2 separate regions of the Mus musculus genome follow, and region 2 is linked to region 1. A link is a loop called in an ENCODE intact Hi-C map of the cell type or tissue named here. Cell type or tissue: left cerebral cortex. All regions are shown on one strand. Links, peaks and the distances in the headings refer to the core of each region. The heading gives the core; the rest is flanking DNA.

Region 1 (16,398 bases), core at 2,679-10,678:
TTACAGGAGATATTAAACTGCTTGGCATGGGTGCTGGGAAGCAAGCATGAGTCCTCTGCAAGAGGAATGGGTGCTCTTACCTGTGAACTATTTCTCCCACCCATATCACCTCATTTTAAGTCTTATTTATTTGTATTAATTTCGCATTTACCTAGACCTGGCATAGAACATTCACACATTTCTTCAGACCCATAATCTAATCACATGATATAATTGCTTTAGTTCGTATTGGGAAACAAATAATAAACCCTATCTCTAACCTAACCCTAGCCTAAATGGAATTTGGGATTCCATTTTCAATGCTAAAAGAATATTGCTTTTAGGCTTCATAATTTGTGGATCTGTTTCCTCTTCCCCAGAGCCGGTATTTGCTTCGTGGAAAAGTTGTCAAGTCTTATTCCCTAAGCTTGGCAAAACCCATGAGAGATAATACTCAGAGCACCTAGCCTCCTTGTGCTGAGTGGAGAATTATGGTAAAACTAATCTGGAACCAGGCTCAGTTTTAGAAACCAAATTAAACTGTTAATTGGGTATACAACACTAAGTGGTCGACCCTGAAATCATGTGCATACAAGCAACTCTAATGAGAGAGCAAGTTGTATTTAAATATTTATGAATACACATGCATAACAACAATAATAAAGGAAAAGAAAGCCATAGATTTGAAAGAGTTTAAGGTGAGTAGATATTAGGAGGGAAGGAAAGGTGGAAATAATGAAAATATATTTCAATGAAAACAAAATGAGGAATATACATTTTGTATATCAAGATATTAAAATACCATAACCAACTCCTCAATTATATGTGTCTTTAAAATTAGGTAAAAATAAAGCCATCGTGCCATCATCACCATCTTAAAACAAAACAAAACAAAACAAAACAAAACAAAACAAAACAAAAAACACTGGGTTCAATTAAAGCACTATTTTGGGAGGAGATGCTAAGTCGTAAATTGTTCTCAGGACTTGCATATAAGAACAGTGTAGTGGGAGACTATGTACTCAGATAGTATCATCACCGGTAGGCTCATCTTACTGATTCAGTATCATGTTTCTCAACTCCAATGCTACTAGCATTTTGGGCCAGGTGGTTTTTGTTGGTAAGGAAGGGTGCTACCCTACCCTACCACAGAATGCTAGCAATATGACCACCTCTAGTTCTTCCTTTCACTCCACTTGTATTACAAACTCAGACATGGTGATATCCATGTGGCTGTAGGGAACAGAAACAAAGTAACTCTCTTGGATTAGTTTAACCAACAGGGAACCCACATTTGAATGAATAAAGCAGCTGAAAAGACATGTCTTCTCCTTCATTATAGGGTTTCTTATACTCTAGGGACAAACCTGTGTACATGACCAAAATTACCAAACTGAAAAGAACCCAATGGGATCAATGAATCCAAGTTGCATTGAATCCACTTAAGTCTCACTCAAGGTTTTAAAAAGAAGACAGATACTGACTGGGGGAATTTAAAAGTTTCTTTGTGTAGCAAAGGAGATGGGTGAGACCTTGGGGCTCTGAGTGGAGACAGAAACATCTGTAGATGAGCAAGACCCAACCTCTGGAAGTCCATTACCTACCTGCCTTTAATTTTGGCTTTCTTTGGTTTTGATGTTGGACTGCATCTCACTTACCAAACAGTAGCGTGGCTTTTGCACTGGCCTTAAAGTTAATCTCGCTCTGTAGACCAGGAAATGTGCATTTTTAAAAGGTTCTGTAAGATTCCTTTTTAACTTTAGTGCTATTTTAGGTTCACCAAGAACTAACTGAAGCACACAGAGGTTTTTCTTCATACTCGACGTCTTGCTGCGGCAGTGCACAACCTGAACTGATTACATCAGTGTTCACCCTTGGTGTTGTATATCCTAAGAGATTAATAATGGCCGCACATCCCACAAATACACTATCCCAAGAAATGTTTTCACTGCCCTGAGATTGCACTCTGGCTCTTCTTCTCCTTTCAGCCTGGCCCAACCACTGATCTTTTTCTTCTTCTTCTTCTTCTTCTTCTTCTTCTTCTTCTTCTTCTTCTTCTTCTTCTTCTTCTTCTTCTTCTTCTTCTTCTTCTTCCTCTTCCTCTTCCTCTTCCTCTTCCTCTTCCTCTTCCTCTTCCTCTTCCTCTTCCTCTTCCTCTTCCTCTTCCTCTTCTCCTCCTCCTCCTCCTCCTCCTCCTCCTCCTCCTCCTCCTCCTCCTCCTCCTCCTTCTTCTTCTTTTTCTTTTCTATCTCCACAGATTTGTCATTCTGAAAGAGAAGTTGGAGTCATAGGGTGTTCATCTTTCCCAGTGGCTTCTCTCACCTAGCAATATGCATTTTACTTTTCTTTATCTTTTCAGCCTTGGGTAATAATCTATCATCTGTGAGGACTGGGCTTTCATTATTCATTACCTACTGAAGGACATCTCCCTGGCTTTCAGGTTTGTTTGGTTTTTTTTTTTTCAGTCATGAATAAAGCCTCTATGTAAATTCGCATGCAGGCTCTTTATGCGTACATAAATTTCCACATCCTCTAGATGCCTGCGAATACTGCAGATTGCTAATGTGTTTTGGTTTACAAGGATACTTTGGGCTGTCAAGGTGGCTCAATAAGTACAGCATCTGCTGCCGAGCCTTGGTGTTCAGAGTTTGACTCCCAGAACCCATGTGGTACCAGGAAAGCGTCAACTCCCACGGGCTGTTACCTGATCTCCACACGTGCCCATGCCACCCCTTACCCCCAGATAAATTCGACAAAGAAATAAATAATTTACATTAATATTTAATCTGGGCTGCTCATTTTAAAAAACAAAAACAAAAAACAATTCTTTTATTGTAGTGTAGTTAGATAGAAGTAGATCCAGGAGATCACAAAAAGTTTAAGTGTCATGAGGTTGGTGGTAAACACAATCTGTATGGCTGTCGCAATTTCCAGATTTTGTTCCTTTATGCATAGTGAATGGGCACATGGCATCCCAGTATAAATACATTTGTAAGGTTCTATCACATGGCAAGCATTATTTAGTCTCAGGATTTTAAGTCAACAATCCTTGGAAGAGTTAAAACAACTCTCCAATATTAAAGGATAGCCATTTGCTCTTAGCCATCTGACTTATAGATCTAGTTTCATAATAATGAGATATAGACTGAGTAAACATGTTAATTAAAATTTGTGTTCTTCTGTATGTAAATAGTTACTAGGCAGTCCATTAGCTGACAAAGCATGCTTGCTAAGGCCTTTGTTTCTCTTTTAAGCTTCTGTATTGTCCTTGCTGGAGTTTCCTCCTCTGATTCCAGTTAAACCCCATGGCTCTGGCTTCCTGCACAATTCCCAGGTAAAGCTGAAGGAGCAGCAAAGATGGCGGTACAATAGTTCAGATGTTATCACTGCTATCACTTAATACATCTTTACATTGACCCAGGAGCTGCTTCAGGCTCTCTTGTGAGGTTGTTTTTATTATTATTATTATTTTAATTACTCATTCCATTCCTTTACATCTCAATGATAGCTCACTTTCTGGTTACCCCTCCACAAACCCCCTCCCACATCTGCCCTCCCCACTTCCCTTTTACCTCTATGAGGGTGCTCCCCATCCACCCACCCTCTCCCACCCTACCACTCCAACACCCTCCTATGCTGGGGCATCAAATCTCCACAAGATCAAGGGCCTCTTCTCCCATTGATGTCAGACAAGGACATCTACTATATATGTATCTGGAGCCATGGATTCCTCTATGTACACTCCTGGGTTGGTGGTCTAGACCTTGGGAGCACTGGATGATCCAGCCAGCTGATGTTGTTCTTCCTATGGGGTTACAATCCCCCTCAACTCCTCTAGTCCTTCCACCAGCTCCCCCACCAGGGTCCCCGAGCTCAGTCTGATGGTTTGGCTCCAAGCACCCACATCTGCATTGGTCAGTTGTTGGCTGAACCTTCCAAGGAACAGTCATACCAGGTTCCTGTCAGCAAGCCCCTCCTGGCAACAGCAATGGTGTCAGGGTTTGATGTCTGCAGACAGGATGGATCGCCAGGTGGGGCGGTCCCCAGATGGACATTCCTTCGGTCTCTGATCCATTTTTTTTTGTCCCTGTCTTTCCTTTGGACAGGAACATTTCTGGGTGAAAAACTTTGAGATGGGTTGGTGGCCCCATTCCTCGACTGGGGGTCCATGCCTGTCTACTGGAGGTGGTCTCTACAGGTTCTATCTCCCCTTCAATGAGCGCATTTTGGCTAAGGTTGTTCCTGTTGGGTCCTCAGAGCCTCTCACTTCCCTGACTTCTGGGACCCTCCAGTGGCTATCCCCAGTTCCTCATCCCCCAGCCATCTAATTCTACAAAGTAGATTTTATTAGCCCATAGTTTTCAGGGGAAAAAAAAGTCATGAAGAATAGAAGTTCAGCAGCTTGACCAAAGTCACACCCAAAGCTGCAACTGGCTGGCCTGGGATGGCCTCAAATAGTTCAGGTCCTTAGCCATTTCTGTTGGTGAGTAGTGTCAATACTATAAAGGTTATTTCTGTTGCTCTGAAACTGGCAAATATCCACTCTGTTTTATATATATATTTTAATTGTATGATATTTAGGTATGAATCTCCAGAGAATAAGCCATTGTTTTATATTCGTTAGTCTTACATACATGCTGCAATACCCTACATTTAATTATAGTACTTGTTTTGTTTCCTATTCAAAATGATATTCTAAGATGCCTACCCCACCCCACCTCCCCAACCCCGGCCACAATTGTCAACAGAGTGCTTTCAGCTACCTTCTGGGAAGCTACTGATGGAATGTGTGTTTATCCTCAATTACTTTGCTGATGAAATGAACCATACTGGTAGTTTCTCTAACATCCAAGGATTCTCAGCCCTTAAGTCCTATGCTGCGCGGTGGTGATAATAATTTTTTTTCAGAAATTCTTTATCAGTTTTATTATTCTGTTTAAACTGGGTTACCTAGTGTTAAATATATATGAAAATCTTTGAAACTGTCAAATCCTCCATCTTTTTTCACAGTCTGAGATAATTTAAATAATATAAGATATAACCATTTCTGATCTTTACAAAAAGTCATAGAAAAACTCAATCCAACTGAGCTTTGATGGTGTTTACAGTACTAGGCATGCATTCCCTCCTGTGAAACAGGCTTCAATCTGACTAGAAAGCATCTTGTTAACCTGTAAGACTCATATAACCATCGTACCTGTGGGCATATTTTGCCAAGCAGTTCAATATTACAGTAAGCAGGCTCCAGCACTGGATAAGACAGCTGGTGTCTTCTCTCCCCCCAGTAGCCTGAATAGCACCTCCTGGCACAATAGAAGCCAGGCAGAAAGGAGTGAGTTTACTGGTTGTTTTAAGATTCGTGTGATGTCTTCAGCAACAGAGTTTTGTCGTGTAGTTATGGTGAATAACCGAGGGCACATATCTTCTGCTGGAATTTTCGTGCAACAACTTGTGCCTTCTGGAAGCAGCACTGTCCATCCATGCAGGGTACCTCTAATTAAACTCTTTCTTAAAAGATTTATTTTTATTTACGTATACTTGTATTATGTCTATATGATTATGTGCAGTGTGTGTGTGTGTGTGTGTGTGTGTGTGTGCGCGCGCCATCAAAGACTAGGTCTCTCAGAGGTATAGCTACAGGAGATTGTGAGCCACGTATGTGGGTGCTGGGACTCACACTTGGGTTTCCTGGAGTAGCAAGTGTTCTTAACCACTGAGCAATCTCTCCAGCCCCCATACTCCTTTCTAACTAGTGAATTTCCATGAAGATTTAACAAATCTTCAGTTCTGTCAGTCTTCGTAGTATCCCTTATAACATACTCTTTAAAATGTTTCCCATCCTACTTATTTTTATTCTTTTCAAGGGAACACATGTTAAGTTTTGCAAAGCCTGTCAGTAACTTTATATTTGTTCTCTATTAACTTCTGCATTGTCTTTGTCATTTTCCCTCTTTCTGATTTCTTCACGGCTTATGTTCTTGTTCCTGCTTTGATTTTAAAAATTGAATATCTTGGCACTGGCAAGATTGTTGGCTGTCGAAAGTATGCACTACTCCTATAGATGACTTGAGTTTGGCTACAGGCACCCATGTTAGGCACTTTATAGCTACCTGTAACTCTAGCTCCATAGGATGCAATGCCCTCTTCTGGACTCCACGGGTACCTACACTTACAATATAAATTCCTATATAGGCACACACATACACATAATTTTAAAATGTTTTCAATCTTTAAAAAATATAGCTATCTCCTGAGAGTCTGTGCCAGAGCCTGACAAATACAGAGGCGGATGCTCACAGTCAACCATTGGACTGAGCACAGGATCCCCAATGGAGGAGTTAAAGAAAGGACTGAAGGAGCTGAAGGGATTTGCAACCACATAGGAAGAATAATAATATCAACCAACCAGACCCCACTCACACCAGAATTCCCAGGGACTAGCCCACCAACCAAAGAGTACACATGGAGGGATCCATGGCTCCAGCCACATATGTAGCAGAGGATGGCTTTATCTGGCATCAGTGGGAGAAGAGGCCCTTGGTCCTGTGAAGGCTCTAAGCCCCAGTGTAGAGGAATGCCAGGGTGGGGAGGTGAGAGTGGGTGGGTGGGTGGGGAGAAAACCCTTATAGGAGCAGGGGGAGGGGGAATGGGATAGTGAGTTTCTGGGGGAGGGGGGAACCAGGAAAAGGGATAACATTTAAAATGTAAATAAAAAATATCCAATAAAAAATTAATACATTTTTCCTTATTTTTAAAGATGCAGCCAATATATCTTCCTACACAGATACTTGTTAGCTCAGGAACAATAGACACATAAAGCCAATTCTCTATCAAAAGAGAGAATCTGAGCACAGTAGTTTGCACTTTCAGGCCCAGCTATCGAGAGAATGAGGCAGGTGGATCTCTTGAGCACAGGAATCTGCATCTTACTTGAGCAACCCAATCTCCATCTACTGGAGAAAAAGAGGAAAAGCTAAAGAGTCTGAGACAAAGGCAGAGGTATCAGGTCATGGTTTCAGATTTTAAAAATTCAATCCCAGCAAAAATTGTGTCCTTTAGAAAAACCTATGTACTCAGAGGAATAAAAACCTTACCAAGGTCTGAAACAGAGGTCTGGGAAGGTGATTTTTCAGGCTGATGTTTCTTGAGTTGAGTGTCTCTGACCATCTTCCTATATTTCTTTTAAAATATGCTAAAGAAGTAGGTAAGCTGGCCTGTTGGTACTCAGAATTGGCTCCAGGCATGGAGTACCGACGTCTTCTTGGGCTTTCTTAGAATCATAGATTCTCAGGCCCTCACAGAAGCACATGAAATGTGCATTTTAACATGGTTCCTCATATTGAAGAACTCTCGATTTATTGGGACTGAGGCTGAGAGAGAAAGTGAAGCTATGAGAAGTGGGAAAGCAACCCTGACTAACCCAGTGGCTTCTGGTTGATTCTGCTTCCCACAGAGAGCTTAGTCAGTTTTCTGGTGGCTCTAGTGGCCTTGGAGCAAGATCATTCGGGTTCTGTTGATATACTTCAGGGATACCAATCAAGCACGGGACAGGTCTATTGTGCACAGCCATTCCTGTGTGAGGGAGGCTGCAGGTGCCTAGCTCAGAAGCTCTGACCAGAAAGCAAGAATAGAGTTGAGACAAGAGCTGCTGTGGCCTGAGAAGGGGCACCCCACCCTTTAGAATTACCAGTGTCCTTCCCGTTTGTTCCTCATCTCTGACATCTGGAACAACTTTCTCCCACCTGCCTTAAATCATGGTCTGGGCAGTGTCTCTTTATTTTCTTTTCAACCTGAATTCTCTCAGCCTATTTGGATACTCCAGGATCTGGTGTTTATCTCTCTCAGCAGCCAGAAGTGAATAGCAGTTGTTTGTATTCTGTTTCTCACCTGACACTCTGCTCCTGCTTCAGAGTGCACTGATCATCACACTTCCTGGAATATTGATTACTTGCCATCTCAGGAAGACTTGCTTTAACCAAACACCCTACATAAAACTGAAGTCCATGTTTGGTACTTCTAATAGCCACCTTAGTTAGTCCTACATTTTCCACTGTATTTATTGTCTTATATGCTATATAGTTTACTAACTTGTCATATATAGAAAAAGACAATAAACTTTTAACTGTGTTGCTTACAAATGTATTCTATGTAAAATAGTGCTTTGTCCTACAGAGTCTCCATAAATATTTGTTGAACTGACTTGAGTGGAATTTTATTGAATAAAAGAACTATCATGGTGAGAAGTGAGTGGTTCACTGGTCCCCTGAGCACCATTATCTAGCTCTGGCCTTGCTCCTCAGTCTGAAGGAGCCCTGCAGGACCCCAAGAGCATCATGTTTCCCTGCGGAAACCTTCGGGGCCCCAAAACTAACCATCTTGGAATCCTGCCTGACTACTCATCCTATTGGATCTGCCCAATACCCCAGCTGGGTCTGACTTGGACACATCCTGAAGAGTAGGGTCCACCCATGACACAGCCTGTAGAGTGGAGTTCCCTGACCTTCGTTGTCTGGTCCATGGCTCCCTCTATCTTTGAGAGAAGTCCTGCTGCCATCGGGATCATCCAGCCAACACCAGAGAAAACCAAATGCCTGATGAACAGTATAAGAACACAATCAACAAGACCAAGAGCAATATAGCACCACCAGAGTCCAGCTATCCTGCGACAACAAACCCTGGATATCCTAATTAAACTGAAACATAAAAGAGAACTTTAAATCCAATTTTATAAAGATGATAGAGGCCTTTAAAGAGGATATGAATAAATCTTTTAAGGAAATACAGGAAAGTATATTCAAACAGGTGAAGGATATGAATAAAACTGTCCAAGACCTGAAAAGGGAAATGGAATCAATAAAGAAAATACAAACTGGGGCAACCTGGAGATGGAAAAACTAGGAAAGAGAACAGGAACTAGAGACATAAGCATCACCAACAGGGTACAGGAGATGGAAGAGAGAGTCTCAGGTGTAGAAGATTTAATAGAAGAAATCAATACATCAGTAAAAAAAATGTGTAATCTCAAAAGTTCATGACACAAAACATCTAGGAAATTTGGGACACTATAAAAAGACCAAACCTAAGAATAATAGGAATAGAAGAAGATTTCCCCCCTCAAAGGGCCAGAAAACATCTTTAACAATATCATAGAATAAAATTTCCCTAATCTAAAAAAGAAGTGCCTACACAGGTACAAGAAACTTACAGAACACGAAACAGATTGAACCAGAAAAAAAAAATCCATCTGCCACATAATAATCAAAATACTAAATATACAGAACAAAGAAAGAATTTAAAAGTACTAAAGGAAAAAGGCCAAGTAACATACAAAAGCAGACCTATAAGAATTACACCCACTTTTTCATCTGAGACAAAGCTAGAAGGGTCTTGGTGGAGGTCTTGCAGACCCTAGGAGACCACAGGTGTCAGCCAAATCTACTATATCCAGCAAAATTTTCAACCACCATAGATGGAGAAGCCAAGATAATCCATGGCAAACCAAATCCAAACAATATCTCTCCATTAACCCAGACATACAGAGGATATTGAAAAGAAAACTGCAACCCAATATAGGCTAACTATACTAAAGTAAAATAATAAAACCACAAGAAATAATTAATTTCACAACATTAAAACCAAAGGAAGAGAAACACGTGCACACACACACACTCAAGCACTTAACCATAACCAACATCAAAATAACAGGACATAACAATAATTGGTCATTAATATCCCTCAACATCAATAGACTCAATGGGCTCAATATCCCAGTAAAAAGACACAGGCTAACGTAATGGATGTGTAAACAGAATCCATCATTCTGCTCTATACAAGAAACACATTTCAGCAACAAAAATAGTCATTATCTCAGTACAAAGGGCTAGAAAAAGGTATTCCAAGCAAATGGGCCCAAGAAACAAGCTGGAATAGCCACTCTAATATCTAATAAAATAGACTTTTAACAAAAATTAATCAAAAGAGACATAGAAGGACACTTCATATTCATTAAGGGAAAAACCCACCAAGAAGACATTTCAATTCTGAACATCTAAGTGTCCATCAAATGCAAGGGCACTCATATTTGTAAGAGAAACATTACTAAAGTTTAAATCATACATTGAATCCCACACATTAATAATAGGAGACCCCAACACCCCACTCTCACCAATGAACAGGTCATCTAGACAGAAACTAAACAGAAAAATAATGAAACTAACAGAGGTTATGGTTCAAGTGGACCTAACAGATATCTATAGAACATTTCACACAAACACAAAAGAATATACCTTCTTCTCAGCATCTCACACAATCTTCTCCAAAACTGACCATATAATTGGTCATAAAGTAAACCTCAACACAGATAAGAAGATTGAAATAGCCCCTTGAATTTTATAGGATCACCATGGATTAAAGCTAGACTTCAACAACAATGGAAACAACAGAAAGCCTACATACTCGTGGAACTGAACAACTCTACTCAATGATCACTGAGTCAGGGAAGAAATTAAAGACTTTCTAGAATTCAATGAAAGTGAGGCTACAGCATACCCACACTTATGGGACACTATGAGAGCAGTGCTAAGAGGAAAGTTCATAGCAATAAGTGGCTTCATAATGAAATTGGAGAGTTATCATACTAACAAATTAAAAGTACATCTGAAGGCTTGAGGGGGAAAAAAGGAAGAAGAAGCAAACATACCCAGGGGGAATAGTGGTCAGGAAATAATCACACTCGGGACTGAAATCAACCAGTCAGAAACAAAGAAAAAGAATCAAGACACCAAGAGCTGGTTCTTTGAGAAAATCAACAAGACAAATAAACCCTGAGCCAAGTTAACCAAAAGACAGAGAGACATTGCCCAACTTAACAAAATCAGGAATAAAAAGGAAGATATAACAACAGATTCTGAGGAAATTCAAAGAATCATTAGGTTTTATTTCAAAAGTCTGTACTCCACAAAATTGGAAAATCTAAATGAAATGGATGATTTTCTAGACAGATATCAATTACTGAAGCTAAATCAAGATCAGGTAAACTATCTGAATAGTCCTATAAACCCTAAGGAAATAGAAGTAGTCATTAAAACTCTCCCAACCCCCGCCCCCCAAAATAAAGCCCAGGGCCAGATGGCAGGTGGTTTAAGTGCAGAATTCTACCAAACTTTCAAAAAAGAGTTAATACCAATATTTCTCAAACTGTTCCACAAAATAAAAACAGAAGGAACACTGCCAAACACTCATTCTACAAAGTCACAGTCACCCTGATACCTAAACCACACAAAGACTCAACAAAGAAAGAGAACTTCAGTCCAATTTCACTTATAAACATTGATGCAAAAATACTCACAAACAGAATCCAGGAAAACATCAAAAACATCATCCATCATGATCAAGTAGTCTTAACCCCAGGGATGCAAGGATATAGGGAAATCCATCAATGTAATCAACCATATAAACAAACTAAAAGGAAAAAAACACATGATCATCTCACTGGATGCAGAAAAGGCATTTTACAAAATCCAACATGCTAAAAGTCTTGGAGAAACCAGGGATATGAGGGGCATACCTAAACACAATAAAGGCAGTATACAGCAAGCCAATATCAAATTAAATGGAGATAAACTTAATGCATTTCCACTCACTGGGGACAAGACAAGGCTGTCTACTCTCCACCTATCTTTTCAATATAGTACTTGAAGTTCTAATTGGAGTATTAAGACAACTAAAGGATATTGAGAAGATACAAATTAAAAAGGAAGAAGTCAAAGTATCGATATTCCCAGATGATATGATAATATAAATAAGTGACCCCAAAAATTCTACCAGAGAACTCCTGCAGCTGATAAACACCTTCAACAAAGAGGCTGGATACAAAATTAACTGAAAGAAATTAGTAGCCTTTCTCTACACAAGTGATAAATGGTCTGAGAAAGAAGTTAGGGAACCAGTAACCTTCACAATAACCACAAATAACATAAAATACATGTGTGTAGCTCTAACCAAGCAAGTGAAAGACCTGTATGACAAGAACTTCAAATATCTGAAGAAAGAAATTGAGAAAGATATCAGAAGGTAGAAAGACTTCCCATGCACATGGGTTGGTAGGATTAGCATTATGAAAATGGCCATCTTGCCAAAAGCAATCTACAGATTCAATGCATTTCCCATCAAAATTCCAACATAGTTCCTCACAGATCTTGGAAAAAATAATTCTCAACTTCATATGGAAAAACAAAAAATCCCAGGATAGCTGAAATAATCCTGAACAATAAAAAAAAAAACAAAAAACAAAACAGAAGAACAAAAAACAACTTCTGGAGGTATCGCTATCCCTGACTTCAAACTGTACTACCAAGCAGTAGGAGTAAAAACTGCATGGTGTTGGTATAGAAACAGGTGGGTAGGTCAATGGGATCGAATCAAAGACCCAGAAATGAACCCACACATGTTTGGATGCTTGATTTTTGACAAAGAAGCCAAACCATGTAATGGAAAAGGGAAAGCATCTTCAGCAGATGGAGCTGGTCTAACTGCATGTCTGCATGTAGAAGATTGCAAACAGATCCATATTTCTCAACCTGTATAAAACTCAGTCCAAATATATCAAAGACCTCAATGCCTCAATGTAAAACCAGATACACTAAATCTAATAAACAGAACATGAGGAATAGCTTTGAACTTGTCAATGCAGGAAACAACTTTCTGAACAGAACATCAATGTCTCAGGCACTAGGGTCAACAATTGACAAATGAGACCATATGACACTGAAAATCTCCTGTAAGTCAAAGCACACTATCATCAGGACAAAATGACAGCCTATAGACTGAGAAAAGTTCTTCACTAACCTTACGTCTGACAGAGAGCTAATATCCAAAATATATAAAGAACTCTAGAAGCTAGAGGCTGAAACCCAAATAACCCAATTGAAAAATGGGGTACAGAGCTAAACAGAATTCTCAGCAGAAGAATCTTGAATGGCTGAGAAGCACCTGAAGAAATGTTCAGCATCCTTAGTCATCAGGGAAATGCAAATCAAAACGACTCTGAGATTCCACCATACACCCATCAGAATGGCTAAGATCAAAAACTGAAAGGACATGCTGCCAAGGTTGTGGAGCAAAAGGAACATTCCTCCATTGCTGGTGGGAGTGTGAACTTCTACAGCCTCTGTGGAAATCCATCTGGTGGTTCCTCAGAAAACTGGGAATAGTGCTACCTCAAGACCCACCTATACCATTCCTGGGCATCTACCCAAAAGATGCTCCACCACCTCACAAGAGCACTTGCTTAACTATATTCATAGCAGATTTATTGTAATAGCCAGAAGCTTGAAACAACCTAGATGTCTCTCATCTGAGGAATGGATACAGAAAATGTGATATATCTACACACTGGAATACTACTCAGCCATTGAAAACAAGGACATCATGAATTTTGCAGGCAAATGGACAGAACTAGAAAATATCATCCTGAGTGAGGCAACCCAGACCCAAAATAACATTCATGGTTTATACTCACTGATAAGTGGATATTAGTCATAAAGTACAGAATAATCACGGGGGGGGGGGGTATAGGAGTTGACACCCAGAGGGGAGTTCCCCTTCTCAAAAGAAGGGGAAGTGGGAATGTGGGGAGGACTTGCATGAGGGGTACTGAGAGGAACGGAAGGACTGATATTGGATTCTAAAGAGAATAAACAAATAAATTTAATAATAATAAAAAAAGAACTATCACTCACTACTTAATTAAACCCATACCCAAAGGTCTACTCTCTCCTGGATGAGTCCCATCAATAGATAAAAGTACTTTTTTTCTCATCAAAACTAAATCTCAGGAGTGGTGAGGTGGCTCAGAGGATAAAGCACTTGCTGGGCAAGCCTGACGGCCTGGGCTCAACCCCCAGGACCCACACAAAGGTGGGAGGAGAGGACTAGCCCCACAAAGAAGCTGTCCTCTAATGTCCATCTGTGTACCATGACACATACATAGCCATGTGCTGTTTTACTCTCTCTCTCTCTCTCTCTCTCTCTCTCTCTCTCTCTCTCTCTCTCTCATACACACATACACACTCATACCACACACACACACACACAGAGAGAGAGAGAGAGAGAGAGAGAGAGAGAGAGAGAGAGACTGTTTACATCTGTTCATCTCTCATCAACCCACCACCTAATCTCTGCTCCTTTTGGAACTGAGATTACTGAAAATGAAAATGAAAATGAAAATGAAAATGAAAATGTCCATACTTCTAATGGCTTGCTTTCCCCTTTCCTGTGCACATGTGCCACCACGCCAAGGGCCCTGTCTTCTCTCTTCTGGGTCCATGCAGTGCTCTCTAAGCTCTGTCTCCTGCATGCATTTGTTCCCCCCGGAAGTCTGTTTATAGCACAGCAACTGATGCATTGGCCCCAAACCAAATAGCTTCTCATCTCGCTGCTCACAGTGCCCAGGTCGTCAGGCTCACACAGCAAGCACTTTTACCCACGGAGGCAGCTGGCTGACCCCTTATAGAGTATTTTCAGACAGGTATTGGTGCATTCATTTTACCTGTAGAACAAATATGGGAAGATGGTATAATTTATCGTCGAGTTACAATGAAGTCATCCTAGATTTGAACTCTAACCTGACCGTGGGTAAATGCCAGACCTCGTAGCTGACAGCAGTAACTGATCTGTTAGAACATTACATTGTAATGGGGGCCTTTATCTATGAAAACTGCTTTTCACCTCAAAATGTCTTCTATTTTGCAAAATAATATTTTTTTCAGTATCCTCTTATAATCAGGCATATAACTTCTCACTTTGAAAAATTACCTTAAAATCTTTTTAGTGCCTCTTGAAACACAGTATTCAATAATGTTGTCAATTATATTTTTATCAGACTGATGTTATTTTGGTTTGGTTTTTGTTTCTGTGATGTAACACTGACCATAAAAGGAAGTTGGGGGAGGAAAAGGTTTATTTGACTTAACAGATTGCATTCCACTCTCTAAGGCAGGAAGCTGGAGGCAAGAACTGAAGCAGGGATCATAGAGGGCTGCTGCTTACTGGCTCCTTCCTTGGTCTGCTGAGCCACCTTCCTTATACAGCCAGGCATGGCACCGCCAACAGCAAGCCGCCCTTCCTACATCAGTCAGCCATCGAGAACACTTCTCAGAGTCATGCCAATCTGGAGGCAAGCCCTCATTTGAGGATCCCTCTTTTCAGGGGTGAACGCACACCTGTGGTTCTGTATGCAGTCTAGGCAATTACAAAGTACTATCATTTGTTACTCATATGGCACAACCACGCTTTGAGGACAGAAAACTAGAAGGTGACGAATTGAATCTTACAGGCGAGGTGGGGTGCTGGAAAGAGCTAATGACCAACCCAAGGTGTCCTGCAAGTGCTGATCTGACACTGTCACTAAAGGTCTTGCCTGTGCTTGGCATCCATAAATCATCTCGCTCACCCACACCCCACCCCCAATCTTTGTGCAGGCCTCACCTTTACCATTGGGTTGTTGCTTGTGTCTCTTGGTCACTGAAATGCAAGGGGAAATCCAACTGAGGCATGGGCTAAAACAGAAGTAAGAGACGAAAGCTTAGCTTCGGGTAATCGGATGGCAGCTGGGGGCTCTGCACATTTCAGATGTTTGCATAGACGGCTGACTATAAACTCATAAGTCATTCTGCGAAGTGTTTATGGAGTAAGAGCTACAAATCACCAAGAGCCTCAGAAAGCAGTGCTAGACAAATATGAAAACCTAGGAGTAGAAAAACAGACCACAACCGTAGATATACAGCCCATACATTAGAAGAAATAAAATTGCTTTATTTATCAAAATGATCAATGCAAAGTGAGCAAGGCAGAGCTATTGTGTTTTCTGGCGGGGTGACCAGGCTGGTTTCCCTTAGGATTAATGTCGTGTAAACATGTTTACTGTCAACTGAAGAAATATTCTCTGGTCCAGCAAGAGGAGAGGGTGAAACACTGCTAGTTTGCTCTCAGTGAAAGTGATCCTTCTATCTTTGGAACACTAATTTGTATAGCTTTAAGCTATTTATAATAGACACAAAAATTCTATAATCAAATATCATTTTTTAACAGGACCTCACTATGGAGCCTAGGCTGGCCTGGAACATGCTATGTTATCCAGGCTATCCAAGCTGGTTCTTTCTGCTCTAGAGTACAGATATAATAGATGTACACAACCAAGATACAATAGATGTACACAACCAACCTTGGTTCAAGTAGTATACTTTGTTCTGTAATCAATGTCTGGATCTTTTGGAAAGACTATTCTGACATTCTGTCTCGGGACAGTTTAGTGTTATGTTCTGAAAGGGCGCCAAAATAAAAGGAAACAGAACTATTCCCATTTTGTTATTACTAAAATTCTTGTACAAATATCCAGAAGAGGCTCTGTGAGCTTAGTTG
Region 2 (16,398 bases), core at 4,254-12,253, 290 kb before region 1:
AACTCTGCACTAAACCCGTCTGGTCCTGGGCTTTTTTTGGGTGGGAGACTATTAATAACTGCTTCTATTTCTTTAGGGGATATGGGACTGTTTAGAAGGTCAACTTGATCCTGATTCAACTTTGGTACCTGGTATCTGTCCAGAAATTTGTCCATTTCGTCCAGGTTTTCCAATTTTGTTGAGTATAGCCTTTTGTAGAAGGATCTGATGGTGTTTTGGATTTCTTCAGGATCTGTTGTTATGTCTCCCTTTTCATTTCTGATTTTGTTGATTAGGATTTTGTCCCTTTGCCCTTTAGTGAGTCTAGCTAAGGGTTTATCTATCTTGTTGATTTTCTCAAAGAACCAACTCCTCGTTTGGTTAATTCTTTGAATAGTTCTTCTTGTTTCCACTTGGTTGATTTCACCCCTGAGTTTGATTATTTCCTGCCGTCTACTCTTGGGTGAATTTGCTTCCTTTTTTTCTAGAGCTTTTAGATGTGTTGTCAAGCTGCTAGTATGTGCTCTCTCCCGTTTCTTCATGGAGGCACTCAGAGCTATGAGTTTCCCTCTTAGAAATGCTTTCATTGTGTCCCAAAGGTTTGGGTACGTTGTGGCTTCATTTTCATTAAACTCTAAAAAGTCTTTAATTTCTTTCTTTATTCCTTCCTTGACCAAGGTATCATTGAGAAGAGTGTTGTTCAGTTTCCACGTGAGTGTTGGCTTTCTGTTATTTTTTTTGTTATTGAAGATCAGCCTTAGTGCATGGTGATCTGATAGGATACATGGGACAATTTCAATATTTTTGAATCTGTTGAGGCCTGTTTTGTGACCTATTATGTGGTCAATTTTGGAGAAGGTACCATGAGGTGCTGAGAAGAAGGTATATCCTTTTGTTTTAGGATAAAATGTTCTGTAGATATCTGTCAGATCCATTTGTTTCATCACTTCTGTTAGTTTCAGTGTGTCCCTGTTTAGTTTCTGTTTCCATGATCTGTCCATTGGTGAAAGTGGTGTGTTGAAGTCTCCCACTATTATTGTGTGAGGTGCAATGTGTGCTTTGAGCTTTACTAAAGTTTCTTTAATGAATGTGGCTGCCCTTGTATTTGGCGCATAGATATTCAGAATTGAGAGTTCCTCTTGGAGGATTTTACCTTTGATGAGAACGAAGTGCCCCTCCTTGTCTTTTTTGATGACTTTGGGTTGGAAGTCAATCTTATCAGATATTAGGATGGCTACTCCAGCTTGTTTCTTCATACCATTTGCTTGGAAAATTGTTTTCCAGCCTTTTATTCTGAGGTAGTGTCTATCTTTTTCTCTGAGATGTGTCTCCTGTAAACAGCAAAATGTTGGGTCTTGTTTGTGTAGCCAGTTTGTTAGTCTATGTCTTTTTATTGGGGAGTTGAGACCATTGATGTTAAGAAATATTAAGGAAAAGTAATTGTTGCTTCCTGTTATTTTTGTTGTTAAAGTTGGCATTCTGTTCTTGTGGCTGTCTTCTTTTAGGTTTGTTGAGGGATTACCTTCTTGTTTTTTTCTAGGGCATTGTTCCCGTTCTTGTATTGGTTTTTTTCTGTTATTAACCTTTGAAGGGCTGGATTCGTGGAGAGATAATGTGAGAATTTGGTTTTGTCGTGGAATACTTTGGTTTCTCCATCTATGGCAATTGAGAGTTTGGCTGGGTATAGTAGCCTGGGCTGGAATTTGTGTTCTCTTAGTGTCTGTATAACATCTGTCCAGGCTCTTCTGGCTTTCATAGTCTCTGGTGAAAAATCTGGTGTAATTCTGATAGGCTTGCCTTTGTATGTTACTTGACCTTTTTCCCTTACCGCTTTTAGTATTCTATCTTTATTTAGTGCATTTGTTGTTCTGATTATTATGTGTCGGGAGGAATTTCTTTTCTGGTCCAGTCTATTTGGAGTTCTGTAGGCTTCTTGTATGTTCATAGGTATCTCTTTCTTTATATTTGGGAAGTTTTTTTCAATAATTTTGTTGAAGATGTTTGCTGGTCCTTTGAGTTGAAAATCTTCATTCTCATCAATTCCTATTATCCGTAGGTTTGGTCTTCTCATTGTGTCCTGGATTTCCTGGATATTTTGAGTTAGGATCTTTTTGCATTTTCCATTTTCTTTGATTGTTGTGCCGATGTTCTCTATGGAATCTTCTGCACCTGAGATTCTCTCTTCCATTTCTTGTATTCTGTTGCTGATGCTCAAATCTATGGTTCCAGATTTCTTTCCTAGGGTTTCTATCTCCAGTGTTGCCTCACTTTGAGTTTTCTTTATTGTGTCTACTTCCCTTTTTAGGTCTAGTATGGTTTTGTTCATTTCCATCACCTGTTTGTATGTTTTTTCCTCTTTTTCTGTAAGGACTTCTACCTGTTTGATTGTGTTTTCCTGTTTTTCTTTAAGGACTTGTAACTCTTTAGCAGTGTTCTCCTGTATTTCTTTAAGTGATTTATTAAAGTCCTTCTTGATGTCCTCTACCATCATCATGAGATATGCTTTTAAATCTAGGTCTAGGTTTTCGGGAGTGTTGGGGTGCCCTGGACTGGGCGAAGTGGGAGTGCTGGGTTCTGATGATGGTGAGTGGTCTTGGTTCCTGTTAGTAGGATTCCTACGTTTACCTTTCACCATCTGGTACTCTCTGGAGTTAGTAGTTGTATTTGACTCTGTTTAGAGATTGTTCTTCTGGTGATTCTGTTACCGTCTCTCAGCAGACCTGGGAGACAGATTCTCTCCTCTGAGTTTCAGTGCTCAGAGCACTCTCTGCTGGCAAGCTCTCTTACAGGGAAGGTGCGCAGATATTTTGTTTTTGGACCTCCTCCTGGTCGAAGAAGAAGGCCCAAAACAGGGCCTCTCTCAGAAGTTGTGTTGCTTTGGCAGTTCCCAGAAGCTGTCAGCTTCTGTGGTGCAGACTCTCACCTGTGCAGACTAAAATCCTAAGTTCCAGGGAGTCCTGGAACCAAGATGGTGACCGCTGCTCCTGAGGCTGAGGCCGTCTCCCGAGCCAGGCGGACACCTGTCCTCTGGTCCGGACGGTGGCCGGCTGTCTGCGGCCCGCCAAGAGTGCTGCCTCAGCGGCTCTGTGCTTCTGCCCGTCCCAGAAGCTGTCCGGTTCTCTGGTGCACCCTCTAACCTGTTCAGACTAATTTCCTAAGTTCTGCTGAGTCCCGGAACCAAGATGGCGACCGCTGCTGCTGAGGCTGAGGCCGCCTCCCAAGCCAGGCGGACACCTGTCCTCTGGTCCGGATGGTGGCCGGTTGTCTGCGGCCCGCCCAGGCTGCTGCCTCAGCGGCTCTGTGCTTCTGCCCGTCCCAGAAGCTGTCCGGTTCTCTGGTGCACCCTCTAACCTGTTCAGACTAATTTCCTAAGTTCTGCTGAGTCCCGGAACCAAGATGGCGACCCAGCTTATCTCTTAGTATGAGTTTTGTTGTGCCCCAAATCTCTTGGTATGTGATATCTTCATTATCACTTGTCCCAAGAAACCAAAAACATCTTTATTAGTTTCTTTACTGAGTCATTTAGTTATTAAGAAGTTGTTTACTTTATACATATTTGTATACTTCACAAAACTTTTCTTGCCACTAGCTTTTAGATTTATTGTCTTTTAGTTGGAAAAAGTGATATGGTTTCAATTTTAAAAAGGTTGGAAGCTGTTGTTTTATGACCTGTCATATGACACATCCCAGAGAATGTAAAGTGTGATATTTAGAAGAACGTGTGTTTGTAGCTGTTGGGCAGAATCCTTGTAGATGTCTGTTAGGTTCATTTTGCCTAGATGCAATTATCTCTGGTATACTGGTTTTCTGCCTGGATGATTCATCCACAATGACAGTAATGTGTTTAAGTCATGTATTGTTATTGGATTGGAGTATATATTTTCCTTCAGACTTATTGAACAGACTTTTTAAACATAGCATCGATATTTACATATAATCACTATTACCTGTGGCTGAATCCACACCTCCATCATGAGATGAAGAGCTTTCTATCTCCTCTTCATACAAACTACATAGTTTGTATTTTTTAAAGATCCATTTAATCACTCTCCATCTTTAAATTGGAGATTTTTATTCACTTACATTTAAGGTAACTATTGTTAGCTTATATATTATCACTGCCAGCTTATTATAGCTTCCTGGTATATCTATAGATATTTTCTTTCCCCCTTTGTACAGTTAGTTGTGATTAAGCGATTTTTCTCTAGTTGTGTTTTCATTTTTATTTTAAAAAAGTATGTGTGTGTGTATGTGTGTGTGTGTGTTTGCTTGCAAGTATGTTAGTGCAGCATTGTGTGCCCAAAGATGTCCACAGAGTCAGGAAGAGGCAGTCAAATCCCCCAAACCTGGGGTTACAGATGTTTGTGAGCTGCCATGTGTGTGTGGGGAATGGGATTTGGATCCTCTGGAAGAACAGCAGCCAGTGCTCTTAACCACTGAGCCATCTCTCCAGCTCCTAGTAGCATGTTTTGATTACAAGTGTTTACCTTGTAGATTTTAAAAATTTATTTATTTGATGTTGTGAATACACTGTCACTCTCTTCAGACACACATGAAGAGGGCATTGGATCCTATTGCAGATGGTTATGAGCCACCAAGAGGTTACTGGGAATTGAACTCAGGACCTCTGAAAGAGCAGTCAGTGCTCTTAATTGCTGAGCCATCTCTCTAGCCCCCACCCACCGTATAGAGTTTTAATATCCATTCTACATGCATTTTTATGTTTTAAGCATACTGATGTAGATATTATATTTCTTTTTGATCTTCACTCTAAAGATATAGTTCTTCCATGCACGGTGTTTGCACCATGGATCATTTTGTTGGGTAGGTTGACAGCTCTTGTCTTTCTGTATATTCTATCTCATTCTACTCCCTGCTGTCAGGTAGGGTGTCTGCTGAGAGGCCTAATGTCAGGTGAGTTGGATCGCATGCATAGTATTTGGGGTTTCCCCCTCTTTCTTATGTGTGTGGTATACACATGTGTGATCATGTGTGTACATGCACATGTGTATGTGTGTATTTGGTGTGTGTGTGTGTGTGTGTGTGTGTGTGTGTGTAGCAGAGGATGACACTGAGTGTCCTTGGATGCTGTCCCCTTCTATGAGACAAGATCTCCCACTGGCCTGGAATTCCTCATGTAGGCTATGCTGACTGGCTAAGGAGCACCAGGGAGTTGTCTCCCCAGGTCTTGGATTAAATGCATATGCTACCAGTCTAGGCATTTCTCCTCACGGGTTCTGAAGAATGAACTCAGGTCTTTGTGCTTGCAAGGAAATCAGTTTGCCAAGTGAACCATTTCCCACACCTGAACTAAACTGGTTACCTGTACCTCTGTACTCCTTCTATAGCTGGGTGGTTGAGTTCTCCTCTCTACTGGAGGACTTTTCTGCTGTCTTTTTGAATAAGCTTTCCACCTTCTGGCCTTCTCAAAGGCTCTAGCAATGTGAATGTTTGTTCTTGTATTTCTGTCCTGTAGTTTCCAAAGGATTTATTTAGTCCATCTCCTTCATTTTTCTCTTTAAGTTATATATTTTCAAATAGCCCATTTTTGAGCTCATTAGATGGTCTTCTGTTTATTTGAGTCTGATAATGACGCTGTATATAATATTTTACATTCAATTTTAAGTACTTTTCTGCTTGAAGATTTGATTTTAAAAATTTGCTATCTGTTGTCTCTGATGAATTTATGAATTTTATTTTCATTTTCTTTCTTAAGATTTATTTATTTTATTTTATATGTATGAGTGTTTTGTCTGCACATATGTATGTGCACCACATGTGCCAGAGGCCAGAAGGTGGAAAGCTTATTCAAAAAGACAGCAGAAAAGTCCTCCAGTAGAGAGGAGAATGCAACCACCCATGTGGTGCCTATGGAAATCAGAACCTGCCCAGCACCAGGTATTGAGGAAAATAGCGATGGTAGCATTAGCGGATTTCAGGGGCAAAAACTGAGTTTTTCGAGGACTAAAATTGTTTACTTATAATAATATTTGCCGTTCTTAACTCTTTGCTTTTCTAGGATGAAAAGCCATTGGCTTCTGGTAATAAACTCTTGCTGGCATCATCAGGGAATTAAGAGGAAAAAAGGCTTAAGAAAAAATGCTGCTCAGGAGGCTCCTGCTGGCTAGGCAAGAGGCTTGCAGCTTGGTAACCCTTCATGAACCATAGAGAAAAGAAAATAAAGAAAGGGAGAACTCAAGCACACACACACACACCCTGCTCCGGCCATACCACCCATCTCATCAACTCTACAAGTGCTTATGCATATTTATACACACACACACACACACACACACACACACACACGTATGTAGGGACAAACAGACATACATATATACATTTGGTGAATGGGGCAGAGCCCCCAAGCCATACTTTAATTCTTCTCTCTGGCTTTCTTATACTTTCTTATACCTTTGTAGGCAATTTTTAAAAAAATTACCTCATAGATGAAATGTTACACAAAAGGGGCGTTACAGAAGGATGTTGGTGTTATCAGTTCAAAGCAGAGTTTCATTCTATAAGCTCATTGTAAGTTCAAAACAACAGTTTCACATGGCCTGGTGACAACTGTGACTTCATCCTTAGACCTGGCCTAAATGAATGTTTTTCCTTGGTCATAAATCTGTCCCAATCTTTTCTGCTTTCTTATTCTAGTGCAATCAGCCTGTAACACATAAAGGTTTACAGAGCCCTATTTGCAGCTCTTCAGAGAGTCAGAAGTTACTTGTGTAAATTTAGGAATTCCATAAACCTAGTATCAGGAACTATAAAAATTTCAGTTTGTCAACACAGCACTATTACGTGATAAGATATCTTTATTGAACTGCAGGGAATCTGCCCAACAGGGTAGGCTAATACCCAGGAATCATTAGGCTATGTAATAGTGACAGGAAAGGCATACCAGCAGGAAGAAGAAATCCTGGGATAAAAATCTCTGAAGATCCTGCAAATCAGAGCTTACCCATTGCAGCTGTGCAAAGCAGTGGGCCATCTCCAGAAAACCTACTTGTTTGTCTTTAGCCTTTCCTCAATGACTTCTGGCAGTTGAGTTCGAGGCCAGCCTGGTCTACAGAATGAGCTCCAGGACAGCCAGGGCTACACAGAGAAACCCTGTCTTGAAAAACAAAAATAAAAAAAAACAAACAAAAAACCCACCCCCCCCACAAAACCCAAACAAACAAACAAACAAAAAACAAAAAACAACCAAAACAAACAAACAAAAAGACCCAGCCATTTTAAATTCTCTGTCAAAGAGTTTGCACATATCCATTGCTTTCTGGTCAGTTTTTGATGCCTTATCTTTTAGGTAGGGTAATGGTCCTTTGAGCTGAATAGAAGCACCTATTATTGGACAGATTAGAAGTTTATTCCAGACTTCACTCTGTGGCTTTATTTGTGGCTATATTATATGGGCTGATATGTGGTGTGGTATGTGGTGTGGTGTGGTGTGGTGTGGTGTGGTGTGTGTGTGTGTGTGTGTGTGTGTGTGTGTGTGTGTGTGTGTGTGTGTTTGTATAATTGTGTGTGTGTCCTGAGCCTAGTCTGGTCTTACTCTAACACTAGAGGGTGTGTTCAGTATAGATTTCCTAGAGCCATGGTTGGTATATTATCAATATTTCAGCACTAGAGGGCACCCCAAAACTATATTTGCAGCAATCAGCAGTTGAAGCTGTTTTTCAGGATGGAATGGGTGTTAAAGCAATTTTTACTTTTTGATTTAGACATTTTTAAAGAGGATGTTTCTGTGCTGCCAAGATGGCTCCGATGGCTCTCACTGCCAAACCTGAGCACCTGAGTTCCACGCTGGGACCACGTGGTGGAAGGAGGGAGCCTGCTCCCTGAGGTTGTCCTCTGGTCTCCACATACACAGACACACAGACACACAGACACACAGACACACACACACACACACACACACACACACACACACACACACACACACAAAGAGAGAGAGAGAACAAATGAATATAAAAAATAAAATAAAGAGATTTTCAAATATTAAATATTAATAATTAATATTTCAGATTAAAAAGTGATGACTTTATTTCCAACCCAAATATCAGAAAATTCAACGTGAGTAACCCGTCTGATGAGAGAGAGCAGCTGATCACTGAGGCAGCTTCTTTGAAACAAGATCTTCAGACGATTGTGAATGGCTCTCAGTCTAAGAATACGGACACTTCTTAACCATTCGTTTCTGCATTAAAACACTCTTACTTGTGCAGTGTTGTTTTGAGACACCCACGAGATACTGTTACTCTTCACAATTCTTGTAAACAGCAAAAAGAGCGTGCTGCTAAGCCAGATCTGTCGGACTTACACATGGCTGTGGCTCTTGTAGAGGCGGAGGCTTCAGTCTCAATGACCCGAGTAACAGACTGCCAGGGAAGGCGGGAGACTTGAAGAGGGAGTGGCTGCATCTCACAGCCACACTGCACAGAGGCTATTATTATCATTTACTGACAGGAAAGGGAAACAGAAATAGGAAGTAAGGGATCTGGGCCACTGTTGGTAAGATTAGATTTTTTATTTCCAAAGGCAAGTTTTTTTTTTTTTTCCTTCCCCTTCCTATTTTTAGTTAGAATTGGCACATCATGGCTTGCATTTGGGGTGACTCAGTAGGTGGTTCTTAAGTCCTCTTGTCTCTGATCCTTGTACTATCATCTTAAATTTGCCGAGCCATTTTAGGCTCTTGGACATTGCCCAGAAATGTAAAGTGCTGAGGAGATGCAGGTTGCAACGTCTCTATTCCGTCTGCGCAGAGTCTCCCCCACACTGATACTGGCAAGTCAGATGGACAAGCGCTTTGATGAGTCAGGACACCTTGATATCTTTTTAACTCTTACAACTTTTGCTGTTTTATAAATGAGAAAGCTGACATTAAGGTAGATTAAGCAGTTTCCCTGTGGTAATACCAAATAGTAAGAGGCAGATGTGGTCCTGACATCCAGCCACCTGGCCCCAGTGCCTCTTCAGCAGATTCGACTTTCTCTGGAGGGCGAGGAGCTCTGCCCCTGGTGTCTATTCGGTCTTCCCATACCTTTTCTAAGTTTATACATCGGAGAAAGGTGCCTTAGAAAACAAAGAAGACACAGGACCATGACCGGAGCCACGTGCCATACAGAGCAAGGGAGGGCTGAGGGCTGAGAGCTTCCTCTGCTCTCCAAACAAAGGCTGAGTGTGGGAGACAGATGAAAAATTCACAGTAAAAAGGAAGGCAGTGATAGTGAAACTCTATTTCTTACTTGTTATTTTTTTAATTGGATATTTTATTTATTTACATTTCAAATGTTATCCCCTTTCCCAGTTTCCCCTCTGAAACCCCCCTATACCATCCTCCCTCCCCCTATTCCACCCACCCACTCCTGCCTCCCTACCTTGGCCTTCCCCTACACTGGGCCATCCAGCCTTCCCAAGACCAAGGGCCTCTCCTCCCATTGATGTCTGACAAGTCCGTCTTCTGCTACATATGAAGCTGGAGCCATGGGTCTCTTCATGTGTACTCTTTGGTTGGTGGCTTAGTTCCTGGGAGCTCTAGGGGGGTCTGGTTGGTTGATATTGTTGTTCCTCTTATGGGGTTGCAAACCCCTTCAGTTCCTTCAGTCCTTTCTTTAACTCCTCCATTGGGGTCTCGTGCTCAGTCCAATGGTTGGCTGTGAGCATCTGCCTCTAGTTGTCAGGCTCTGGCAGAGCCTCTCAGGAGACAGCTATATCAGGCTCCTGTCAGCAAGCACTTCTTGGCATCCACAATAATGTCTGGGTTTGGTGTCTGTAAATACGATGGATGCCCAGGTGAGGAGTCTCTGGATGGCCTTTCCTTCAGTCTCTGTTCCACACTTTGTCTCCCTACTTCCTCCCTTGAGTATTTTGTTCCCCCTTCTGAGAAGGACTGGAGCATCCACACCAAGATCTTTCTTCTTCTTGAGCTTCATGTGGTCTGTGAATTTTTTTTTCCAAGGCATAAGAATAAGGTTTAATGCTGCACCTATCAAGGCAGCCCTAGTGTCTGTCAACGCGGAAGCTCCCTGAGCGGTGCAGACCTCTCCAGTGTCCAGCTTCCTCAGTGTCCTCCACAGGACTACGCTGTGTCTGAGGCCTCGGCACATGGTACCATCGAGGCCTGTGGTGGGGGAGGGGCTGCCTAATCGTCCTTCTTAAACTTGCCGTTGATGTAAGGCACCCAGTCCAGGATCAGCTGCCAGTCCGTGGCCCACACCAGTCCCACAGCACCCACAGTGCCCCACATGCCGGCTGTGGGAATCCAGTTTCTGGCCAGTTCCCGGTAGCGCGGGCCTAGAAACCTGCTCAGCATCGCTGCAGGGTCTCAATACTGGTCTGTGAATTTTATCTTGGGTATTCCGAGCTTTTGGGCTAATATTTACTTATCGGTGAGTACATACCATGTGTGTTCTTTTGTGATTGGGTTACCTCACTCAGGATGACATTTTCTAGTTCCATCCATTTGCCTGTGAATTTCATGAAGTCATTGTTTTTAATAGCTGAGAAGTACTGCATTGTGTAAATGTACCACATTTTCTGTATCCATTCCTCTGTTGAGGGACATCTGGGTTGTTCCCAGCTTCTGGCTATTATAAATAATGCTGCTATGGATATAGTGGAGCATGTGTCCTTGTTATATGTTGGAGCATCTTCTGGGTATTTGCCCAGGAGTGGTATAGCTGGGTTTGCAGGTAGTACTATGTCCAATTTTCTGAGGAACTGCCTGGCTGATTTCCAGAGTGGTTGTACCAGCTTGCAATTCCACCAACAATGGAGGAGTGTTCCCCTTTCTCCACATCCTCACCAGCATCTGCTGTCACCTGAGTTTTTGATCTTAGCCATTCTGACTGGTGTAAGGTGGAATCTCAGGATTGTTTTGATTTACGTTTCCCTGATGACTAAGGATGTTGAACATTTCTTTAGGTGCTTCTCAGACCTTGTTATTTGTAATCCCCCCACCTCTAAGTAAATTAAAAGTGGGATTATTAAGAATAACAAGGGTATTATTCATAAAATGTATAGTACTTATATTACAAGGACTTTGGGCTTTAGAATCAAGTACATCAAAGCTCTTGATTATATAAACTAATGAATTTTTCTTTAAAAGCAAGAGCCTGCAAAATCCCATGATCATCAAGAGGAACACATCTTCCCCACAGAAGCAGAAGCACAGTATGCCTAGTGTGAAAGCCCCACGCCAAAGAGCACTGAGTGTCTTTACCAACCCTTGGTCTGCACAGGACTCAGGAGAGCCAGGTGAGGAGGGACAGGTGGAACAGGTGGCATGTGGTGTGAACTTGAGCACAGAGTGTAAATAAGTAGAAATAAGAGGAGGAGTTGATGAATTAGTCTCTGATTATCCTTCAATCAGATCTGTGAAAAGGGTCTGTGGTTAGAGGGCCTAAGACAGAAGGTGATGTCTGTGAGCTCCGAGGAGAACTTCAGGAGAAGTTCAGGAAAAGAGGCCATGCAGTGTGGATAGTTACGGTTACACCTCATAGAAACTTCAGAACATTTAAGAGCTTAACTAATAATAACATAGCCTAGTGTTATAGAACTCTGTCCCCTGGGTATGACGTGGTCACGACTCCTGAAGTCAGGGCAACTTTGATTACTGTGCCAGACCCTCACAACATTAGGCTTGTTAACATTTCATTGTGGTAGGGTCATATGAGGCCCCACAACTCTGGAGATACGTAAGTGGTTAACAGTTGGGAGGGAGAGGAGCCATTTTGTAATGAGATCAACCTACAAGTTGCCCCTGATCCCTAAGAAACCCTAATAAACTCACTGGACCATCAAGCTAGGTTTGCATAAAATTGTTTTCTTTTTCAAAAATTTATTTATTATATAAAATTTTCTAATTTATATAGTTTTCTATATTTAATTGTGTGTAAGAGTGTGCATTTGTGTGAGTGTTAGCATGTGTGAGTGAGACTGTATGTGTATGTTCCTGTGTTTGTGTGTGAGTTTGTGTATGTGTGTATGTTTGTATGTGTGTGATTGAGTCTGTTTGTGTTTATGTGATTTTGTGTGTTTGTGTGATGTTTGTATGTTTGTGTATGTGTGTGAGTGTGTTTGTGTGTGTCTTCTGCATATGTGCCCCAATGTGCATGCAGAGGCCAGAGGACAACTTACATGAGTTCATTTTCTCTTTCTACTATGTGGCTCCCTAATATTGAACTCCAGTCTTTAAGCTTGGCAGCAAGCATGTTTCCTTGCTGCTCTGTCTTACTGATCCTTGGGTGGAATCAGTTCTTTGGTTGGTTGTGTTCTTGTCTGCAGTGAAAAAAGCATTTGTCTCTATGGAGTGATATCATAAGCCCGTGATCCATTGTGAAACCCACTAGCAATGTTGGGATAGGAAAATAAAATGAATGATGGGTGGATTCTATTGTAGCTCAATTGTTCTCATCATGGCATCTATTTTCCATTAATAATGGATTAGTTCAGTGAATTCTCAGAAGCTGCACAGCAATATTGTTATCTTTGAGAGGAAAAAATAGAAGATAAGGTCAAACCCCAGAGAGAAATATGCCTTCTGAGAATTCTGAGCCTCTTGGTGACTGAGCTTTTTCAGGGCATTGATGTGGTGGTGCTAAGAAGGCTGCTAATGGGTACCTCAGCACCCAAAGGTGTGAACTCACTGAGGTCACAAGCAGTACAGCAGCAGTGGCATAGCAGACAACCCATGCCAGCTTCTCATTTCTCCTGTCCCACCTCCCCCTGCCTCATAAGATGGCTTTGCTATAACTAGTAGATTCAACAAACTTAAAGGCACAGATAATCAGACCACTATTACATTTAACGTACTTTAAAAAAACCTTTAAATTCTTTGTGAATTTCACATCACACACCCCAACCCCACTCATCTCTGTAGAGTGAATATCTTGTGATTGTATGGATGTATCACTTGTATCCATACATATTAAAAAGTATGGCCTATGGCTTAGGCTGAAAATAGAAGGTGGGCCACTCAGAAGGAGAAAGAATTCTGGAATAGAGCCAGGCACGGTAAGATCATCCTGGGAAGTTGTGAGGAGATGGATACATAGTACCTGAGCACAGGAAACCAGCCACATGGCAGAATTGAAGTTAAAACAAATGCATTAATTTATGATTCTAGTCAGAAGAGAGCCTTTCTATATGGCCAAGGTATTTGTAAATATATCTTGATTTTGAGTTTTATTTCTGAGAGCATGAGGCTGGCAGGAAGAACCAGGTCTAACTATAACACATCTCCCCATCTCTTCATATCTGCTCTCCCCCAAAACAAAACAAAATCTTGCTGTGGAAGCTGCTGTATGTCAGGTGTGTTATACAGTATACCCTATTTGTCCAAATAGCTTACTTGCAAATGTTCATGGCAATGAGTCACTGGTCTGGTTCAAGGCCTCTGGCTTCTGCTACTCTATCAATACTGGATCCTCACCAGGGACTCCTTCTGGATATCCTGTTGTTGCTCTGCGTCATGAAGAACTTGCAGCTTTGGATCTGCAGGACTGGACTCTTTAAATTCTCCAACAGTTTGTAGATGGCGTAGATGTTGGTGTGAGCCAACTCACAGCCCTGGTTCTGGGTCTGGGTGGGTTTGGGGCTGAGCTGGTCAGCTCACTAGCTCTCCTGCACCTGAGCCACCAGGGCTGGTCCTTCCACTTTGTCCAGGTGTGGGGCAGGGACAGATCTCCTGCTCTCATGTCCTGGGGCCAGTTCACCTGCATGCCACAGGTGTGTGTGTGTATTTTTCAGGGAGTGTTTAATATACTTTATTTAATTTTTAATTTTTAATAAGTAGTTTGACAAGTGTGGTTCATCAGTTGGCTTTTATGAGTTGGCAAACCACTGGGGCCAGAATCAGGTGCTGGATATTTATAGGAAAAATGCGTTTGGAGTTATCTAATGTGAATAGGTTTTTAAAGAAAGGAAATAAGTGTCTTTTATTTAGCCACGTAAGATTGAAGAAAACTTATACAATCTAGTTCCATTAAACTCGTTAGGTTAGTGAAAAACTCCTTAAGAACTATCACTGTCTTTATTTCCCCCCACCTCCGCCAGCCCCAAGCCTTGTTGAATAGTTGTTTTGGAAAAGATAGTTTTGTTGATATCTATCTATCTATCTATCTATCTATCTATCTATCTATCTATCTATTCTAATTTTTCATACATTTACAATTTACACACACACATTCACACACACACTCACACACACACTCACACTCTCACACATACACACACACACGCTCACACACACTCACACACACTCATACACATACACTCACACACACACACTCACACACTCACACACTCACACACACACACTCTCACACACTCACACTCACACACACACATACACACACACACACACACACACACACACACACACACACCATTTTAAGGATGCAAATGGTTTTGCATAGCTTCTTTACCTTTCTGCCTTTTCTTCATGCTTGAGAAGGAACTAAGCCAAGGACCAGGCTGATTTGGCTTCCAAGTTTACAACTGTTCGACCACATTCTAAAACTTAAGTTTTCTCCCCAGGACAATAAGGACACATTTATCATAAAGTGGTTTCCTTTTGTATTGGGAGGTGGAGAGACCAGCAGAACAGAAGGCTGTAAGTTGGCAGGTGAGGCTGTGTCTGTGTATGAGTAATCTTTGAATTCACTCTTCCAATGAAGTGACTGACGCTCACTGGGTTTGAGGAACGTATTTCCCTCACTCTGCTCTGTCCTCCAGCTTGTGGGCAGGGACAGAAAATAAACAGTTAATATAGGGCACAGAGCTGAAATTAATTAGGAATTTATAGATTAATCTCCTGTTTCGGTTTTTAATCATTTGTTTGAGAATTATTTATTTTACTCGATGCATATGAATGTTCTGACTGCATGATGTATGTGCACCATAAGCATTCGTGTTAGAGCGCCTGGAAATGAGCTTACAGATGGCCGTGAGTCACTGAGTGGGATCTGGGAGTCAAACCTGGGTCTTCTGCAAGAGCAACAAGTGTGCTTAACCTCTGAGCCCTCTTTCCAGTTCCCCACCTCATGCTTCTGATGCCACAGTAGAGAGCTCTTCTGGCCACCACGAGGTCCTTAAAATGTGAATGCAACTAAACCCTTTGTCCCTTGCTTGTCAGAGCAACAAGAAAGCTAATTTAACAGATCATGAAATCCCTTGTTTTAAGAAAGAGGCAAATGAGGCTTAGAGTTAGTTTCTCAGTAGGTTCATGGTAAAATGGGTATCTTGGTCTGCAGTGATGCAATGTGGCATCTTCTCCTGATACACCAGATATTCTGTAGGGTCTTGGAATGATGGTGGGATGAAGAAAGGAAACCATACCTGGAATAACAATTTAGCAAGGACCGTCTGCTTCCTCCTCAGAACACAAGGTCTGAGGTCATTAACTCACTAATGAAGAGCTTGCCACTCCCTTCCAGGGGTGGTGCTACCTCAGATCTCAGAGTTGGCCTCTGCTACTAGCACACTGAGCATCCAGCAGGAGCAGGACCTAGACCTGTGTTAATGGGAGGGACTTCATACCATTAGTTAGGTCTATGTATAACACCGAAGCCTGGACCCCATATTCATCATGGAGTGGCTGTATCAACAAAAGGCTCAATGGGGAAGGAACCTGGACATTGTGTGAGTGTGTGTGTGTGTGTGTGTGTGTGTGTGTGTGTGTGTGTGTGGTGTGTGAGAGAGAGTGGGGGGGCTGTTGTTGGGCATCAGTGTGAAGCATGGGGCTCTTTGTGGCAATTTTAATAAATTCATCTACTCGTCTTATGCTCTTTTGGTTTCTAATCTTGTAGTTTTGCTTTTCCTGGGATCCAGATCATCCAGTTAATCCACTGTCTACAGCACAGGAACCCAGGCAGATTCTATTTCTCCTTCCATACAAGGTAAACAGCTCATAGGTCTGCCTACCAGGAGTAATTAATTCCCAGACAAACTATCTTGGGGCTAGGGCCAAGATCTCTCCCTCTATCAGGGGGATGTACCTGTCATTCATGAGGTAAACTGAATGACAGACGTCAATGCAGCAGACTCAGGGTGACTCTGAGATGGAGGACATGCCACTTACTTGTATCCTTTTGACATTCCTAGGTTAGATTTAACTGCTTGATTTTTCTTGTATAGGAAGTTAGTTCTGTGTTCTGATCATCGTCGCTCAGTGAGTGTGACTGTCCTTGGCTTGTTTAGGGTAGTTTCTGTGCCATATCCAGAATATACTGTTTTCATAGCAGACAGCAGAGATGCTAGAGGCTTGGAGAACCAGGCACGCACATTTAGAATGGCTAGTTAGTCAAAATTCGTTCATTCTACTTGCTTCCATTATCCAAAGCAAGTCACCTGGTCAAGGTGGTAATTGTGATGTAATCAGTATTATTATTCTTGTTGTTACTATTATTTATTATTATT

What was found. Hi-C counts contacts between places; a loop is a spot of excess contacts. Peaks named below come from ENCODE experiments on the same cell type or tissue, not always from the same donor. Only the 100,000 strongest peaks of a DNase experiment are listed, where the experiment ranks them.
Region 2: a loop joins it to region 1, with 2.6 times the contacts of the local background. A loop is called at or near these places in 12 of 42 quality-filtered maps.

What each region holds. Positions count from the first base shown.
Region 1 is chr1:166,716,840-166,733,237 of GRCm38, forward strand. No RefSeq gene overlaps it. Among named protein-coding and RNA genes, the nearest start is that of Fmo9, 43 kb to the left of the region's middle. In left cerebral cortex, for the core only: CTCF peaks have their summits at 6,097 (motif pointing left) and 6,934; no DNase peak of the experiment used is centred there.
Region 2 is chr1:166,421,585-166,437,982 of GRCm38, forward strand. It overlaps Gm39694 (a long non-coding RNA gene), which reads left to right and starts at 11,094. Exons shown (of 3, transcript XR_865712.1): 1 at 11,094-11,235; 2 at 15,789-15,878. It also overlaps the pseudogene Gm16418. In left cerebral cortex, for the core only: a CTCF peak has its summit at 7,612 (motif pointing right); DNase peaks (open chromatin) are centred at 7,652, 8,385, 8,618 and 9,061; H3K4me3 peaks cover 410 bases.